Linked DNA regions of Homo sapiens: region 1 is linked to region 2. Evidence: read pairs that join two places in POLR2A ChIA-PET (ENCODE). Cell type or tissue: K562. All regions are shown on one strand. Each heading gives the region's core, and the rest is flanking DNA. Links, peaks and the distances in the headings are about the cores only.

Region 1 (2,910 bases), core at 214-2,713, 180 kb after region 2:
TTGTTTGTTTTTTTTTGGGGGATGGAGTTTCCCTCTTGTCGCGCAAGCTGGAGTGCACGATCTCTGCTCACTGCAGCCTCCACCTCCCAGGATCAAGCGATTCTGCAGCCTCAGCCTCCTGAGTAGCTGGGATTACAGGTGCATGCCACCATGCCCAGCTAATTTCTGTATTTTTAGTAGAGACGGGTTGGCCAGGCTCGTCTCGAGCTCCTGACCTCAGGTGATCCACTCACCTCAGCCTCCCAAAGTGCTGGGATTACAGGCGTGAACCACCACGCCCGGCCTTTTTACACTTTTTTTTTTTTGCCTTTTCCCCCCTCTTTTGTGTGGAGAATGGGGTCTTGTTATATTTTCCAGGCAGGTCTTGAACTCCTGGGCTCCAGCTTTCCTCATGCCTGTGCCTTCCTAAGAGCTGGGATTCCAGGCATGAGCCACCATGCCCGGCTAAACTGGTTCATGTATTTTTGGAAAGTCTTTTACAGTTATTTTAGTAAGGTTTAGGAAGGAAGAGAGCTAAATGCATGCACTCAGCCTACCATCTTCTCATGGGAATTCTCTCATGCCTTCTTTTACAAAGAAGTGATAATAATAATCATGGATTTTTATTATATGCTTCCTATAAAGCTCAGGGCTTTACAGAAATATTCTCAGTTAATCTTTACCACAAACCTACAAGGTGGACAGGACCAGATTAGGAATTTTAAAATTAAGCCCTGAAACTATTAAGGTGCAGGCATATGTCATAAAAAAAAATTAAATTATAAAGTAAAGAAGGCTGACAAAATTGTTTTTGTTTTTGCTTTTTTTAGAGACAGGGTCTTGCTCTGTTGCCCAGGCTGGAGTGTAATGGTGCGATTGTAACTCACTGCAGCCTCAAACTCCTGGGTTCAGCAATCCTGCCTCAGCTTCCCAAGTAGCTGAGACTACAGAGATGTACCACCATGCTCAGCTAATTAAAAAAAAACAACTGTTTTTTGTTTGTTTGTTTTGAGACAGAGTTTCACCCCTGTCACCCAGGCTGGAGTGCAATGGCACGATCTCAGCTCACTGCAACCTCCACCTCCTGGGTTCAAGTGATTCTCCTGCCTCAGCCTCCTGAGTAGCTGGGATTACAGGCACATGCCACCATGCCCAGCTAATTTTTGTACTTTTAGTAGAGATGGTGTTTCACCGTGTTGACCAGACTGGTCTTGAACTCCTGACCTCAGGTGATCCACCCACCTTGGCCTTCCAAAGTGCTGGGATTACAGGCATGAGCCACCGTGCCCAGTCTTTTTTATTTTTGAGACAGGTTCTCACTTTGTCACCCAGGCTAGAGTGCAGTGGCACAAACACGGCTCACTGCAGGCTTGACCTCCTAGGCTCCAGTGATCTTCTCACCTCAGCTCCCCAAGTAGCTGGGACTGCAGCCATGCACCACCACACCCGGCTAATTTTTGTATTTTTTGTGGAGACGGGATTTCACCATGTTGCCCAGGCTGGTCTTGAACTCCTGAGCTCAAGTGATCCACCTGCCTAGGCTTCTCAAAGTGCTGGGATTACAGGTGTGAGCCCACTGTGCCTAGTGAAAAAACTTTTTTTTTTTTTTTTTTTTTTTTTTTTTTTAGAGATAAGATCTTACTGTGTTGCCCAGGCTGGTCTCTCATTCCTGGCCTCAAGTGATCCTCCTGCCTTGACCTCCCAAAGTGCTGGGATTATGGGTATGAGCCACCGTGCCCAGCCTAAAGTTGCTATTTTTCCCATGATGTTTATCTTCGTGGTGCTTATGAAATGGCAACTATGGCATTCTTCCTTCTCGTGCATGCCTGTGTGGGTGTGCCCTCAGCATATGCTTACAAGGTTTATTGGGTGATCCAACGCTAGCCGCAAGAGCTATTATTAGCTCCCTTTTACAGCTGGGAAAACAGACTCAGAGGAGTGGAGAACTTGCTGCAGATTTGTTAAGTGTCAGAGCCAAATATACACTTGGATTATCCTGACTCCAAAGCCGGAGCCCTGCTGGTCAGTCGGTGACACCGGGCAACCACAGGGATCCCCCTCAATCCCACGGAAGGCTGTCTACTGTCTTCATCTCAGAGTGTTGACAGCTCAAAGCTTAGGAGGCTGGAGCTAAGTTCAATAAATGAACGTGATGAATAGGAGAAAAGCGCCATTAAAGCCCTCCAGACAAGAACCACTTTGGAGCCCCTCCATGGGTCCCTGGGGTGTAGGAGGGGCAGGAAAGCAGATAAGATTCCATTCTGAGCCTCTGCACTTGCCCTATGCAAGATAGCCACAAGTAATGTTTTGTCCTCACCTCATTAGCAACAAATGGCCACACTCAGGGGATTAAAAAAAGAAATAACAGCCAGCCTTTATCAGCTTGGGGCTCTTGGCTAATTCCTCTTTAAGCTTAAGACAACTCTGCGGGTGGAGTGATCCAAACGACTTTCTCCACTTTGCAAGTTCCCACACTCGGCTGTATCCTTCTGCTTGAGATTGGCAGCCCCCTGGGGATGGTTCCTGCTCACCCAACTCCCCTGAGGCTGCTCCCCAGTAGAGGCAGAGAGAGGAAGGGCACTGATGTCCTCAGGGCCCCTGCAATAGGTCAGGACCTGGGTTCACTGCTCCATCAATCCCACATTGCTCGGCCCTCACTAGCACCACACAGGGTGGGTGGCAGCCTCCCCATTTGATCAATGGGGAAAACTCAGCACACCTACTTGGCCCCAGAACTGAGAGTCAAACCTGGGGACCCAGCTTCGCTGCCCTCAGAATGTTACTCTTCCCTCCTGGGTAGCGTGGTATAGATAGTGTAGTATTCTTGTCCCCATATAACGGAAGAGGAAACTGAGGCCCCCAGAAGGCTAAGGGACTAGCATAGGCCTTGTGTCTTAGCCTGTTAAGGCTGCTATATCAAAATACCATAGA
Region 2 (2,910 bases), core at 265-2,764:
AAAAAAATTGCTGAATGGTGCCAGGCACAGTGGCTCACACCTGTAATCCCACCTACTTGGGAGGCTGAGGTGGTAAGATCGCTTGAGCCCAGGAGTGGGAAGCTGCAGTGAGACGTGATTATGCTAATGAACTCCAGCCTGGGTGACAGAGTGAGACCAAGTCTCAAAGAAAAAGAAATAAAAATAAAACCAGAGCCCTGTCTAAGCACGGACTGCATACCAGGCACTGCGTTCAGGTTTCATGTACATCGCTCCATTTTATCACCCTAGCAGTCTATGAGGAAGGTACTGTAATGATTCCCACTTTTACAGAGAGGAACACAGAGACAAACAGGTGAGAAGATGGCCCGCGAGTCACAGGGGCAGGACCGTCCTGGATTCAAACCCTAGCAACTCTTCTGCACAACCAACCAAGGAACAGACGGGGCTTGGAGGGACGAAAGGCAAGACGACAGGGTGCTCCTAAATGCCACACTCAGAAACAACGCTGCAGAGGGGTAGCTCAGAAGCCAAGGGAAGCTGAGAAAAGGAGTGCAAGAGGCCCGTGGTTAGGTCAGGGCACCCGCTGGGCTTCTGAACATTAATCCTGTTTAGAGAGACAGCATGTGGCCTTCATTTCCCCACCGCACTCCTGAAAACATCTGGAGAAAGGCTAAAGTCTCCCAGCCCCGACACAGCAGGAGGCAAGCACGGCTGGCAGGGCCATGAGGTGAGAGGAAGGCGGCTGAAGCCAGCATCGCGTGGGCAGTGACGCGCCCTGGCATGCTGTTGGCTGGGCTGCACCCCACCCTGCCCCCTAACTCAGCAGAGCTAAGAATAAAGCCCAGTAACATCACAGGGGCAATTTCCAGACTTATCCCCATCACCCAGGAAGGCAGGGGCACGGCCATCCTTGCTCTATCCAGGCGGGTACCACAAATCCTCACGTCCAAGACACAGAACTGAACACAGTTACATGCAAAACTAATTTTTTTTTTTTTTTTTTTTTTTTGAGACAGAGTCTTGCTCTGTCTCCTCGGCTGGAGTGTAATGTCATGATTATAGCTCATTACAGCTTTGAACTCCCAGGCTCAAGTGATCCTCCCACCTCAGCCTCTCAAGTAGCTGGGACTAGAGGTGCACACCACCAAGCCTGGTTAATTTTTGTATTTCTTTCCAGAGATGGGGCCTTGCTATGTTGCCCTGTCTGGCCTCAAACTCCTGGGGCTCAAATGATCCTCCCACCCAGGGCTCCCAAAGTGCTGGATGAGCCACTGTGCCCAGTCCTAAGAATCCTGTCTTAACAGGGCTTCAGTGTTGTTAAGCACTAAAAAGAAAGCAGAGGTCAGGCTGCCCATCAGTGCCCAAATGTCAGCAGCAAGCATCTTGTTCCAACCTGCTTTCACCCCAACTCTCCCAAGCACCATGAGGCCTCTCGTGGAAGGCCCGTCCTATGAAGCTGACACTCACCCTCGTTTTCTCCATCCAACCCTGGCTATCTTTGCAAGGTTGCTCCCCAGCCACTTCCTCTCCTCTTATCAGACTCTCATGTTTCACCAAATAAATCCCTTAGTCATGTTCCAGGGTCTTGTGAGGGGTCAGGCATGTGCTGGGCATAGGGATATGTCTGGGGACACTGCAGTAACAGGACAGACAGCATTCATCCATTTACAGAGCACGGTTCCTAGGGCTGAGGGCCCAGCAGTGAACAATAGGGACCAAGGGCCGGCCCTCCTGGAGCTGACAGCCTAAAGAGAAGAGACAGATGGTTTAGAAAGGAGAGGATATGAAGACATGTGTGATGAAAAGCACTCAGAGAAGAGGGCAAGCCTTGCTGAGGACGGGTATTTAAATACAGGATTGAGCCAGGCACAGTGGCTCACACCTATAATCCCAGCACTTTGGGAGGCCAAGACAAGTGGGTCACTTGAGGCCAGGAGTTCAAGACCAGCCTGGCCAACATAGCGTGGTAGTGCATGCCTGTAATCCCAGCTACTCAGGAGGCTGAGGCACGAGAATCCCTTGAACCTGGGTGGTGGAGGTTGCAGTGATCTGCGATCACACCACTGCACTCCAGCCTGGGTGACAGAGCGAGACTCCATCTCAATTAAAAATAAATAAACAAATACAGGATGGAAGGAAACAGAGGAGTAAACCAAATGGCCATCTGGAGGAAGGGCACACCAAGCAGAGAAAACAGCCAGTGCAAAGGTCCTGAAGTCAGACCAGGCCTGGCATTTCTGAGAAACCGCAGAGAGGCCAACAGGTCTGAAGAATAACAAGCAGTGAAGACAGCGAGGAAGGAAGAAGGCAGGGAGGAGACAGTCAGTGCGGGACGCACAGGCCACCGCAGGGATTCTGACTTTCACGCAGGGTGACCTGAGGAGCATGGAGTTGATGTGCCGTGATCTATGTTTCAACACCATGGTTCTCAAGTGGGGGCAAGTTTGTCACTCAGGGGACATGTGACAACATTTGGAAACATCCTGGGTTTTCACAACTTAGGAAGAGGGTAGTGCTATTGGCACTCTGTGGACAGAGGCCAGGGATACTGCTTAATGGCCACAATACATAGGACAGCCCCCACGACGGGAAATATCTGGCCCCAAATGTCAACAGTGCCAAAGCTAAGCAGCCCTGTTTGAACAGAATCCCTCCCTGACCAAGCTTCTAGTCCACATCCCCAACACACCCCTCGTCAGGCAGATGGGGCTTCAGCTCCTCACCCTGTAATACTAGGCCAGCAACTAAACCTCAGTTTCCGCATCTGTAAAATGGGAATACTAACATTATGCAAATAAGCACTTTGTTAAACATGAGCCAGAGCACACAGTAGGTGCTCAATAAATACCACTACTAGTAAAACTTCCAGATCCACTTCTTGCTATAATATCCCTCCACATTCTCTCTTTTTCTGACACAGGGTCTCGT

What was found. Peaks named below come from ENCODE experiments on the same cell type or tissue, not always from the same donor. Only the 100,000 strongest peaks of a DNase experiment are listed, where the experiment ranks them.
Region 1: POLR2A ChIA-PET joins it to region 2 with 5 read pairs; 3 of 35 experiments call an interaction of 5 or more read pairs at or near these places.

What each region holds. Positions count from the first base shown.
Region 1 is chr16:15,811,247-15,814,156 of GRCh38, reverse strand. The region is part of intron 3 of MYH11 (myosin heavy chain 11); the gene reads left to right. Among named protein-coding and RNA genes, the nearest start is that of MYH11, 44 kb to the left of the region's middle. In K562, for the core only: no CTCF peak of the experiment used is centred there; no DNase peak of the experiment used is centred there; H3K27me3 peaks cover 496 bases.
Region 2 is chr16:15,987,150-15,990,059 of GRCh38, reverse strand. The region is part of intron 1 of ABCC1 (ATP binding cassette subfamily C member 1 (ABCC1 blood group)); the gene reads right to left. Among named protein-coding and RNA genes, the nearest start is that of ABCC1, 39 kb to the right of the region's middle. RefSeq lists an enhancer at 525-1,188. In K562, for the core only: no CTCF peak of the experiment used is centred there; a DNase peak (open chromatin) is centred at 1,539.